4 separate regions of the Homo sapiens genome follow, and regions 1, 2 and 3 are each linked to region 4. Evidence: chromatin contacts called from ENCODE Hi-C or POLR2A ChIA-PET data. All regions are on one chromosome and are shown on one strand. The core of a region is the stretch at or near the end of the contact, and the rest is flanking DNA. Distances in the headings are between cores, read along the strand shown.

What was found. A loop is a pair of places that touch in the nucleus more often than their neighbours do. ChIA-PET counts read pairs that join two places held with the same protein, here RNA polymerase II (POLR2A). Pooled maps may share reads with other maps.
Region 1: a loop to region 4 is called in a pooled map, with 6 times the contacts of the local background. The contact joins the promoter of SFT2D2 here to the promoter of ZBTB37 in region 4. A Hi-C loop is called at or near these places in 6 of 50 pooled maps. POLR2A ChIA-PET finds 5 or more read pairs at or near these places in 2 of 52 experiments (MCF 10A and activated T-cell).
Region 2: a map of naive thymus-derived CD4-positive, alpha-beta T cell shows a loop between it and region 4 (16-fold over the local background). The contact joins the promoter of POU2F1 here to the promoter of ZBTB37 in region 4. A Hi-C loop is called at or near these places in 1 of 168 maps with a recorded cell type or tissue (naive thymus-derived CD4-positive, alpha-beta T cell) and 6 of 50 pooled maps. POLR2A ChIA-PET finds 5 or more read pairs at or near these places in 1 of 52 experiments (WTC11).
Region 3: a map of CD8-positive, alpha-beta T cell shows a loop between it and region 4 (26-fold over the local background). The contact joins the promoter of TOR1AIP1 here to the promoter of ZBTB37 in region 4. A Hi-C loop is called at or near these places in 1 of 168 maps with a recorded cell type or tissue (CD8-positive, alpha-beta T cell), 1 of 37 single-sample maps with no recorded cell type and 11 of 50 pooled maps.

What each region holds. Positions count from the first base shown.
Region 1 is chr1:168,224,580-168,227,279 of GRCh38, forward strand. It overlaps SFT2D2 (SFT2 domain containing 2), which reads left to right and starts at 1,425. Exons shown (of 8, transcript NM_199344.3): 1 at 1,425-1,563. The coding sequence starts at 1,501. RefSeq lists a silencer at 1,092-1,721 and enhancers at 1,346-2,079, 2,382-2,461, 2,582-2,631.
Region 2 is chr1:167,219,495-167,222,194 of GRCh38, forward strand. It overlaps POU2F1 (POU class 2 homeobox 1), which reads left to right and starts at 1,392. Exons shown (of 16, transcript NM_002697.4): 1 at 1,392-1,464. The coding sequence starts at 1,404. It overlaps POU2F1-DT (POU2F1 divergent transcript), which reads right to left and starts at 1,042. Exons shown (of 1, transcript NR_185889.1): 1 at 337-1,042. RefSeq lists enhancers at 975-1,084, 2,615-2,700 and silencers at 1,265-1,364, 1,715-1,864, 2,085-2,364, 2,375-2,554.
Region 3 is chr1:179,880,912-179,883,736 of GRCh38, forward strand. TOR1AIP1 (torsin 1A interacting protein 1) reads left to right here and starts at 1,374. Exons shown (of 10, transcript NM_015602.4): 1 at 1,374-2,066. The coding sequence starts at 1,592. LOC139427322 reads left to right here and starts at 1,405. Exons shown (of 1, transcript NM_001436163.1): 1 at 1,405-1,482. The coding sequence starts at 1,405. The coding sequence ends at 1,482. RefSeq lists enhancers at 740-1,278, 1,191-1,300, 1,279-1,816, 1,321-2,080, 1,643-1,937 and 1 more.
Region 4 is chr1:173,866,885-173,869,792 of GRCh38, forward strand. ZBTB37 (zinc finger and BTB domain containing 37) reads left to right here and starts at 1,496. Exons shown (of 5, transcript NM_001122770.3): 1 at 1,496-1,521; 2 at 2,041-2,236. GAS5 (growth arrest specific 5) reads right to left here and starts at 1,105. Exons shown (of 12, transcript NR_002578.4): 1 at 1,076-1,105; 2 at 107-159. SNORD74 (small nucleolar RNA, C/D box 74) reads right to left here and starts at 861; the gene lies at 790-861. SNORD75 (small nucleolar RNA, C/D box 75) reads right to left here and starts at 54; the gene lies at 1-54. RefSeq lists a silencer at 1,531-1,940 and an enhancer at 1,575-2,774.

The sequences.
Region 1 (2,700 bases), core at 175-2,674, 5.6 Mb before region 4:
ACTGTGTTCACTGAGATAAATGCACATCTGATTGCCTCCTTTGGAAAGGCTAATCAAAAACTCAAAGGAGTGCAACCATTTGTCTCTCACCTATCTGTGACTTGGAAGCCCCCTCCCCCCTTGAGTCTTCCTGCCTTTGCTTCGAGTTGTCCCGCCTTTCCAAACACAACCAATGTACTTCTTACACATATTGACGGATGCCTCATGTCTCCCTAAAATGTATAACACCAAGCTATGCCCCAACGACCTTGGGCACATGTCGTCAGGACTTCCTGAGTCTGTGTCACAGGTGCTGTTCCTCAACCTTGGCAAAATAAACTTCCTGGTTAACTGAGACCTGTCTCAAATTTTCGGGCTCCACACTTCTTTCACTTAATACAATGTTTTCGAGGTTCATCCACGTTGTAGCATGTGTCAGTACTCCATTCTTTTTTATTGCATGGGTATGTCACATTTTATTTACCATTAATCAGTTGGTGGCCATTTGTATTGTTTCCACTCTGTTGCCCAAGCTAGAGTGCAGTGGCTTACTGTACTGACAATCATGGCTTACTGCAGCCTTGACCTCCTGAGTCCAAGCCATTCTTCCTCCTCAGCCTCGCAAGTAGCTTGGATTACAGATGCCCGCCAGCATGCCTGGCTAATTTTTAAGAATGTTTTGAAGAGATGAGGTCTCCCTATGTTGCCCAGGCTGGTCTGGAACTCCCGGGCTCAAGCCATCTTCCCAAAGTGCTGGGAATACAGACATGAGCCACCATGCCCAGTCTACTTTTAGTTTTTTTAAGGTCAGAAAAAAAAACAATTGTACAAACACAAAACAATTTAACAATCTATTATTCCTTTCAACATTCCTTCAGTCACTTTTTTTTTTTTTTTTTTTGAGACAGAGTCTCGCTCTGTTGCCCATGCTGGAGTGCAGTATCCTGGTCATAGCTCATTACAGCCTGGAACTCCTTGGCTCAAGTGAGCCTCCTGCCTCAGCCTCCGGAGTAGCTGGGCTTCCAGGCACGCCCCACCACACCAGACTAAGGCCTTGAGTGATTAAAAAGAAAATCTTTTCCTGTGTAGGCACGATCGCAATATGGATGAACCACAGCCTTTGTTCCCGTCTGCACAAGGCTTCTCCCCCGTCTTTGTGTCTCCGGAGCCTTGCACGTGGTAGGTGCTCGGCATTCGTTGACTGGATCAAGTAGGGCGAGGGAGCGCGGCCCGTTCCGGTTTGAAACTGCTCTGGACGCCGAATTAGTGTTTGGCAGCGCCTGGTGGTCTTCAATCCCAGCCCCTCCGGCCCGCCGCGCCCCCCGGGACCAAAACAAGCGGAGGCGAGCGCGGGCGCGCGGGGCATGCCGGGAGCCCCCCGGTGGGCAGGTGCCTGGGCGGGGCGCGCCGCGGTTGGCGCCTGGGCGGCTGGGCGGCTGCCTAGCACCCGGAAGAGCCGTCAACTTAGCGAGCGCAACAGGCTGCCGCTGAGGAGCTGGAGCTGGTGGGGACTGGGCCGCAATGGACAAGCTGAAGAAGGTGCTGAGCGGGCAGGACACGGAGGACCGGAGCGGCCTGTCCGAGGTGAGTGAGCCCGGGGCCGTCGGCCCCCTCTCGCCGCGCTCCCGCCCTGCGTCCCCTGCCCGGGCCTGGGAAGCCTGCGGGGACTCCCTGGAGTTTCTGGACGGTAGCTCTGCCCCTTCTCCTCCTCTTCTTCTGCAGGGCTCCGCGAAGAGGTCTGGCACTACACGGGGCAGTGGCCGCGGCGTCCTTTTCTGCCCCGCGCCCCTTCAGCCCATCCTCCCTGACAAGGGGGCGGCGCAGGAGGAAATCCCCGGACTGAGCTGCGAGTGGGAGGGTGGGCGACTGGGCTGTCGGCCCCGGCCCCACCGGCCGGGGAATGCGCTTTAGGGCCGGGTAGGGCTGGGGGCCCCGAGGTCCAGGCGGAAGGAGCCTTTGCTGGGTGGGTCGGGGCCCCAGACCCGGACTGGGGTGTTGGGGTGGCGGTCCCTACCTCGCGACGGGGCTGGTGGCCGCGCCCCGAGCTCTGCCTTGGTTTTCTGTCCGGTTTAGGTTGTAGGGTGTGACACTCCCACCCGCCCCTGTACACATTGCCTTGTGATTGGGGGTGAGAAACTGCCCCCATCCCATGAGGACAGGGACCACATCTTGTGTCTCTGTCCACACTGCCCACAACTAGTCTCTAGACACCCAGCGCCTCAGGAGACTGCCTGCGTGTTGGTTTGTTTTATTAGAAAAGCTTTTTTTTCTTTTTTTCTGAGACAGAGTCTCACTCTGTCGCCCAGGCTGGAGTGCAGTGGCGCGATCTTGGCTCACTGCAGCCTCTGCCTCCTGGGTTCAAGCGATTCTCCCACCTCAGCCTCCCAAGTAGCTGGGATTACAGACACCCGCCATCAAACCCGGCTAATTTTTGTATTTTTACTAGAGACGAGGTTTCACCATCTTGGCCGGGCTGGTCTCGAACTCCTGACCTCAAGTGATCCGCCCACCTCTGCCTCCCAAAGTGCTGGGATTACAGGCATGAGCCACCGCGCCCGGCCTATTAGAAAAGTTTTGATCGTGCTGAAACCTGGCCACTAATGTCCTATGTTGTAGAACCACACAGAATGCTGCATTTCTATTTAGGGTGCTTTTAGCTTTTGTTTTCCTTTTTGGATGACAAAATAACGTTTCTCTTCGCTTTTTGGTGTATTCTTTAGC
Region 2 (2,700 bases), core at 142-2,641, 6.6 Mb before region 4:
GTTTTGTTTTTAATTGTAGAACCAGCAGTTCTACCCAATTTAAACTTCAGTCATATCTCTCAAGACAGATTAACTAGAGCTGATTTTTTTTAAACTTTGCTTACCATGAAATACACCTTTCTATTCTTAAAAAACAAACAAACAAACAAAAATAGGGCTTTAAAAATTCGTAAAATAATTAGACCTGGGACTTTGTCCAGGGAATTTCGCCATTTAAGATAAAGAAAACTCAGCAACATTATGTCTAGTTACCAAGAAAGATATGTGCAACGCGAAACCTTTCCCCAATACCATATTTACTCTGAGAAACACAGCAAAATAAAATTCACGATGAAGTTACGATTTCGACATTTTTATTAGTCATCAGCTTACTGCTAGGTTTTAAAAGGTGTTCCAAGGCGGGAAGAAGGCGCGGGGGGAAGCCTCAGAATATGGGGTCTGTTTCGATTGGGGGGAGCGGCGTTAGAGGGGCGTGAAGGCAGAAAGGAAGGGTAGGGCGGAAATTAGCGACTTAATAAGACGCCTAGCTCCCGAGGAAGCCAGCCTGGCGTTAGAAGCAAGTAGAGCAGAAGAGATTTAGGGCTAATTAAAACAATCACACGACACTCCCCCTCGCGTTTGCCGGGGCCGGGTCTCCTGCACTAGCAGAGCCGGGGGCGGGGATTAGCTCGGATTCAAATTTAAAGCGGGAGGCCCGCGTGTGGCTCAGCAGGTGCCTCATGCCCGGCTCCCGTGGCGGTCGTTTCCGCCCCTACCTGCCCAGAGGGCCGGAAATTACCTAGCGAGGAGCGGCTTATCCATTGTTGCCAATGTTTCAACTGCGCGGAAACCCTGAAGAAAGTGCGGAGCACAGGGCACGCGGGCCGCTCACTGCCCTTCCACGCGCCCCCACGTTTCTGGCCGCTGCGCTCCTTGCCGTGCTTTTACAATGCCACAGGCCACTGGGGGAGACCGGAGCGAAGCCAGGAGGGAAGCAAGGCGGGAGGAAAAGGGAGAAGTGTAAGAAGACACAGGCGCCCGGGATACTATATAATCTGGTTCTGAGCTAGAGGGAGCGCATGCGCCGGCGACACTTCTGGCGGCAGGAGAAAGGCGCGCATGCGCAGAGCCGAGACGAAAAATGAAGCCACAGGGTGCCTGGCTGATTGAGGGCGCTGCTTTAGCTACCGAAGGGCCACAGCGCCCCGAAGGCGCGTGCGCAGAGCGCGGGAAGGGGGTGGAGCTCTTCTGAGGGGGCCGGGGCGAACAGAGCCGGCCTCGCGCGCCCCCTGGCGCGCGCCCGGGGAGAGGAAGGAGCGGGAGGGGGCGGAGAGGAGGGAGGAGGCAAGCAGGGCGGGAGGGGGGAGGGGAGCCAGAGCGAGGGAGGGTTTATCGACCGGGCGATTTTGGTTAAAATATTCAAAATGGCGGACGGAGGAGCAGCGAGTCAAGATGAGAGTTCAGCCGCGGCGGCAGCAGCAGCAGGTAATCATTACAGCATTTTACATATTCATATTCATACTCAACCCCGGCTCCCGCTGCCCCCCCCCGCGACTTAGCATAATTTATTAGTACTCAGGATTATTATAATTAACGGCGGGGAGATGGGGGGCCGGGGAGCATTGAGCCCCCGCCGGGCGCTGAGCGGAGGGGGAAAGAGGCTCGGAGCGGCCAGGCGGAGGGGGAAGACAAGGGGCAAAGGGGGCTGCGATCCACTGCCCTCCTCCTGCACCCGGCCCACCCCGCCGCCGCTCGCCGTCTGCCCGTCGGCACCGGCCCTCCTCCTCTGCCGGCCGCCGCTGCCGCCTCCTCGCCGCCGTGCCCGAACCCGAGCGGGTCCGCGGCGGGGCGGCGGGGCCGGGGCAGAGGGAGAGGACAATAAAGACATTTTACATATTCATAGCTGCTGGGCCGGCGGGGCGCAGTAGGGCGCGGGCGGGCGGCCGGGGCCGGGCGGGCGCGGGGTGGGGGGCGTGAAGGGGGATGGAGGCGGCGGCGAGCACAATGCCGGGGAGGCGGCGGGGCCGGAGCGGACCCCGGCGGCCGGACACCCGCACGCGTCTTCCCCCGGGAGCGGGCCCGGGCGGGGGGGCGCTGCCCGCCTTGGGGGGCGGCCCTCAGGGCAACCGGGGGTGCGCGCGGGGAGAGCTCCCTGCCCGCGCCCCGCGCGGGGCTGAGCCCGGGGGTCACGGCCCCAGGCACTTCGGCCTCGCCCCACTGGTCCCCAATGTGGTGGCCTGACCCAAGCCAGGCCTGCTCTCTAGGTGGGTAGGGGTGAGCGGTCGTGGGCGCTGCGAGGTGGCCTGGGGCGGCGGGGGTGGGGAACCCGCGCAGGGGTCTGCGTGCCCCCCCTGGGGGGTGGACTGGATTGGAAGGAGTCCTTGGGGCAAGTTCCTTCCGAGGGGATGTCCTCTGGGGCGGCCCGCGCGCCCCCGGCCGGCGGTCGGCAGCCCCTTTGCGTTGTCGGCCGGGGCTTCGCGGGCGAGTTGGGCTGGAGGTGCCTGGCGTGGTCTGACCTCCGTCTCCCTTTGCCCCTCCCCGCTGCCCCCCCTCCGTTCCCCCCACCCCCTGCGCCTGACCGGGACGCACGGGGCGGGTGGCCCTCCGGGGCCTCTCGCTCCGAGGCCCCAGAAGCGCCCAGAGGCCTCCCGAGAACTTGGATGTAAAGGGCTGCCCTCCTGCCCCAGAATGGGCTGGCCTGACAAGTTGATCGTATTCTCG
Region 3 (2,825 bases), core at 124-2,623, 6.0 Mb after region 4:
ACCATCCTGGCTAACACGGTGAAACCCTGTCTCTACTAAAAATACAAAAAAATTAGCCGGGCGTGGCGGCATGCGCCTGTAGTCCCAGCTGCTGGGGAGGCTGAAGCAGGAGAATGGCGTGAATCCGGGAGGCAGAGGTTGCAGTGAGCCGAGATCGCGCCACTGGACTCCAGCCTGGGTGACAGAGCAAGACTCCGTCTCAAAAAAAATAAAATAAAAATAAAAATAAAATAAAAACATAGTACACATTACGACTTAAGTAGTTGAAATTTGTGCCAAGTTTGAGCAACAAATGAGTTGCTCAAAAACATTTTAAGGTGATTACTTGGAAGAATAAACAAACACCTTCAAACTTTTCAGAATCGCTCATTGTAACTGGTATCCAAATTACAATTTTTTAAATCTATTCACTCCAATCATACAAAGCCCTACAAGCAGTTGTATATTTGAAGGCAATTTAAGCTTTCTTTCAATAATTATTCAGACTTTACACGAACTTAATCGACCTTCTCTGAATGTGTCTAAATTTGGTTAGGTATTTGCAGATTAGCCACATCTGTAAACATTTGTATAAGGAGGTGAAACAAATAGATTTTACCATGCTTTCTTATTCCATAAAGTCCATAAAGCATTCTAAATCAAATGTAGAGTATCACGTCACATCCAGAATAAAAGTAAAAATAATGGATCACAACTTAAAATTACAGTGCTGTCTTTAATTAAAAAACTTGTTCATTTCTCACTGTGCACAATGTAGCACTAACATGGTCTTCCGAACACTGCTGCTTGGTATAAAACCGAGAAATATTAAAGACCAGGAATAAGGTTATGTGTCCTATGGGTACATTTCGGAAAAGAAAATACATCCAACGAGTATGACTCTAGATAGGATTTTGTACACCCTCAACAAGTGACAAAATTCAAAACTAGGTAACCGCCCTCATAAGGTACTTGAAACTAAAATTTTTGCCACGAAAACATGGCATGTGCAAAAGTTCTCTCTCTGGCCATCACTCCTGCTAAGGACACTGGGAAGGACATGGTCAACGTAGCAGTCGATCAAAAAGATTCCAGGGAAACTGCGCAACAGCCTGGGGCCGAGAAGCGAAACTTGGGTCTTCTCCACCCTCGTCGCACTCCTTTTCCCCGAGACTTGGTACTGGGAGATAGGACGGGAGTCTCCTACACGCAGTCAACACTTGCCACGAGCGGCTAGACTTAGGACAGGCAAGTTGCCCTGCCATCCTTCTATCGCCCCCACCCCTCCTTTACTTAAGGGCGATGGCAGAGACGTCCTCCTCCCCCTTCTCCTCCTCTTTGGTGCCTCCAGCCAGGAGGCGGGAGCGATCCACAGCAGCTGACCCAGCTCAGGCACTGCCTCTCTCACAGCCCTCAAGACACACCATGGGCCCAGAGGCAGGTTTGCTACACAGCAGCGACGACGCAGGCGGCGGCCCCAGCGACTCGCAACTGCCTCCCTGACCACAGCGGCCACCGCCCAACACCCCCGAGAAGCCATCGCCACCACCGGCAGGAGAACCTAGGGTCCATAAAGCCATCTTCGCGATCGACTAAAGCTACGTCAACAACTATGGCGGGCGACGGGCGGCGGGCAGAGGCGGTGCGGGAAGGATGGGGTGTGTACGTCACCCCCAGGGCCCCCATCCGAGAGGGAAGGGGCCGGCTCGCCCCTCAAAATGGCGGCAGCAGCGATGCGCCTGCGTACAGAACTCCTCCGTCGCGCCAGGGCCGGCGGGAAGTGAGGTTCTCGGACGAGCCGCCAGAAGTGTACGGCGACTTCGAGCCCCTGGTGGCCAAAGAAAGGTCCCCGGTGGGAAAACGAACCCGGCTAGAAGAGTTCCGGTCCGATTCTGCGAAAGAGGAAGTGAGAGAAAGCGCGTACTACCTTCGGTCTAGGCAGCGGAGGCAGCCGCGACCCCAGGAAACCGAGGAAATGAAGACGCGAAGGACTACCCGCCTTCAGCAGCAGCACTCAGAGCAGCCTCCGCTACAGCCGTCTCCTGTTATGACCAGGAGAGGGCTGCGGGACTCTCATTCCTCTGAAGGTGAGGACCGCGGAGGTAACAGTCCCAGCCGCGAGCCAGGGAACGCGCGGGGGCGGGCGCGCGCCTCGGTGGAGCTCATGCCCGCCTGGGTACTAAGTACTGGGATTGGCTAAAGGGTATTCCTCAGCCCCCTCTGGACTTGTGCCGCCGTGCAAGGGCCACCCTGACCCGCAGCGGGGAAGGAAGCGCCGACCGGAGGAGTGGAAAGATGGTCGTGTGGAGCGACCCGGGCAGGGCTGGGGCGCTCTGCCCAACATCGGGCATCAATTTAGGGGAGTCAGAGCTGCCTTTTTCTGCAGGCCTTCACGAGGGGACAGCGAATTACTGCAGGGTCGGTTTCATTTCGGTTCCCTCTACCCTGCGGATGTTTCTACAGAAACCACTTCCATTTCCTTCTTTAACGCTCGCGGGCCAGAGTCCCCAGCTGAGGATCTAACCTTTCAGTCTTTTTCCCTCCTCACCCAGGTGGGCAGAGAGGAAGGAGAAATTTTGTGAGTGGGCATTTCGAGGGATTGCTGAGTTTAGTGAATTGATTTGAGACCTCACCCAATACTTTCACCGAAATGGGGTAACTCATTTTTCCTGAACTGATGTTCCCCAGTGTTTGATAACTTGAGCTGATTGCTGTTTCTCCAGTGTGGTGGTCCCTGCCAAAAATCTGCCACTTTGGTGGCCGTCACTGTAACCTCAAGTAGTCTGGCAAATCAGACTGACAAAGTAACCTGAAAAACAAGACTATTAATTAGAGTTTTCGTCTAA
Region 4 (2,908 bases), core at 246-2,745:
AGAATAGAATTTCAGAAATCCCTTCTGTCCACTACTCTTAAAGCATCACAGGCTGAGACCACCTCTTAGATTTCATTCTTCCCACCATACTTTCCCCAATTCTTACCTGTCCATAAGGTGCTATCCAGAGCCACACTGCATCTGCACCCAGCACCATACCTAAAGAGATCAGGTACAGATTTTAATTCATTGTTCCACGGTTCTTTTTTTTAAAGAGTGTTCTTTAAAAAAACGGTTCGTCTTTTTAAACCAATGATGCAGGTAACATACCATTCATTATCTAGCGACAGGTAAAGGATACACTTAATGTTACAAAGAAGCACTGCACCCGCAGTTAAGAACCACCGATGGCGGCCGGGCGCGGTGGCTCACGGCTTGTAATCCCAGTATGTTGGGGGACCACGGCTGGTGGATCACCTGAGGTCAGGAGTTCAAGACCAGTCTCGCCAACATGGTGAAACCCCGTCTCTACTAAAAATATAAAAGCCTAGCATGGTGGCGCGCGCCTGTAGTCCCAGTTACTTGGGAGGCTGAGGCAGAACTGCTTAACTCGGGACGCGGAGGTTGCCATTAACCGATGTCGAGCCACTGCATTCCAGCCTGGGTGACAGAACGAGGCTCGGTCTCAAAAAAGAAAAAAGAAACACTAATGGAAATATTGGTGACACTGCGGAATGCAGGCACTTAAGCACGTGGACTACCACCGACAGCCTTTCATGAGAGCGGACGGCTGATGGAGGCTCGGGTCACGGCCCTTAACAATAGCTTACTCGGGTGACTCGGCATGTGCCACCATCAGAGCGGTTGGCATTCATCATTACTCTCAGATGTCCCTACCAACACAGGCTTCATCAGAGGCAGGGCACGAGAGCCGAGGCTTCTCCGCAGTTCTACTCTAACATAGTCGCAGCTTAGGTCACGCATGCACCATATGTGCAATCCCCCACCATCCTCAACTTGTAGGCCCTGCAAAGGCGCGCGACTGGCTTAGAAGTCCCAGTCAATTCAGGGTGACCTTAGCAGACAAAGGCTGGAGCGCCCCAAAACCCGCAACATTCGCAAAGATAAAACATACCTCACAGGAGTCGACTCCTACCTCGAAAAGACAGTATGGTGCCTGGGCTCCTGTATATAAGAGTTCTTTTGATGACGTCACGACGCACGCTCCCGGCAGCGTCCGCTTCGGCTCCTCCCCCTAACCTCCCTCAATCTTCCTCTCATCCAGTATCACCTTCTTCCCACCCCTTAAGTCCGCCCCTTTTCCCCGCCCTTCCTCGCCATTGTGGGCAGAGACATGACCGTCCACGTGATGCCGTGCTCCCGCCCTCCTCCCGACTGAGGAGGAAGAGCAGAGAGGGGAGGGGGCGCGAGGCAAGGAAAGCTCTGGGGATGGGGGAAGGGGGGGCGGTGTAAGGCTGAGTGATTTCCTTCCGGCACGTCGCCCGCTCCGTGGGAGGGGGTGGGGGATTTCACTTCCGGGACGGTGTTCCGGCCCATTCCGGCCCATTTCCACCCCCGGAGGTAGGTGCTGCTCCTTGACTGGACTCGGGCCCCACACCCCAGTGCCACTTCCCTGCACCGGGGTCACCTCGCCCGCCCTCCGCCGCAGCGCGCTCCTGGGGCGCTCAGCTACTTTCCTTCACCCCGCCTCCAGGCACCGGGCGACCTTCCACCCCCTTGGCCCCCGGCCGGGCTGATCTGCCGGACCCGCCCCCTCGCGGGGCCCCTCCCTCAGGACCCCGGGAAGGGCGGCCCCCTCCCCCACCGCAGCCGGGACACACCCAGATACGCACACCCACCTCCTGGCAGCTCCCCGCCCGCCGCCGCCTGGAGCCGGTCCCTGGGCGCCGCCCCCTTCCTAGTTCTCACCTGAGCGCTGGCTCCCCCGCCCGACGCCTTGTCCCCATCTTCTCCGAAGTTCCTCAGTGACATTTTGCCCTTTAGCCAGTTCCCCTCTCCCCAGGCTTCCTAACGCAGAAGAAAGCTGCTCAAGTGCTGGAGTGGCCAACCCCATGCCGTTCCCAATTCTCCCTTTTACAGCTCTCACCCCTCCAGTGCCGACGGTAGCGAAAGACTTTCCTCCAGGGGCTTCCTCACTGGGGAATTGCCGGAAAGAGCAAACAAAAAAGGCGCTGGTGTAGGCTCCAAAATAAACACATCTGAATTCATGATGGCATCGACAGAGGCTCTTATTGGATTAAAAGTTTCAAAACAAACAATAACGCTTTGGAAAAAGGTCAGATTGGCTAAAGTTGATTGTTGAAAACAGTGTATACACTTCCCTATTTAATAAGTGTGTTGTTAATGCGGGGCAGTACTGTGAGCTTGGCAGAGTAAGTTCCTGAAGTTTCAGGTGTGGTGTAACTATGTAATATATAGATAAGTGAACGCACATTGGGCTTAAGTAAATGTCTTCCTGTTCGGATTTATACAAACTATTTTCAGTAGTTGAAACTGTACTTTCAACTATCTTGTATACAGCTTCAGGTTTAGTGTTTCAGCCATTTTTTAAAAATATTTTAATGGAAAAATGTTGGCATACTTGGTAAATGCTGTATTTTTTCATCGGATCTGGAGAACTAAGTTTCAGGATGGAAGTATTCATCACCACCTCGGAATTGCCAACTTCGAATTTGGCAGATTTACCCAGCTTTCCTAATTTTGACAACTGAACTTCACATTCTCTGCATCTTGGTTGAATCCTGGCACAGCTGTGGGATTTTTCCTAGAGTTTGCTTCACAGCCCTATAACCAAAGTCTTTTTGTGGGGGGGGCTCTGATTCTTAAGCTTAGAAATATTAGCCTACATTCATGTGGGATATTAGTCCTTTTATAAAATAATAAACATAATTCTTGCAGCAGGTAGTAAAATACTAAGAAGAGGGATATCAAGCTATGTAGAATTGCA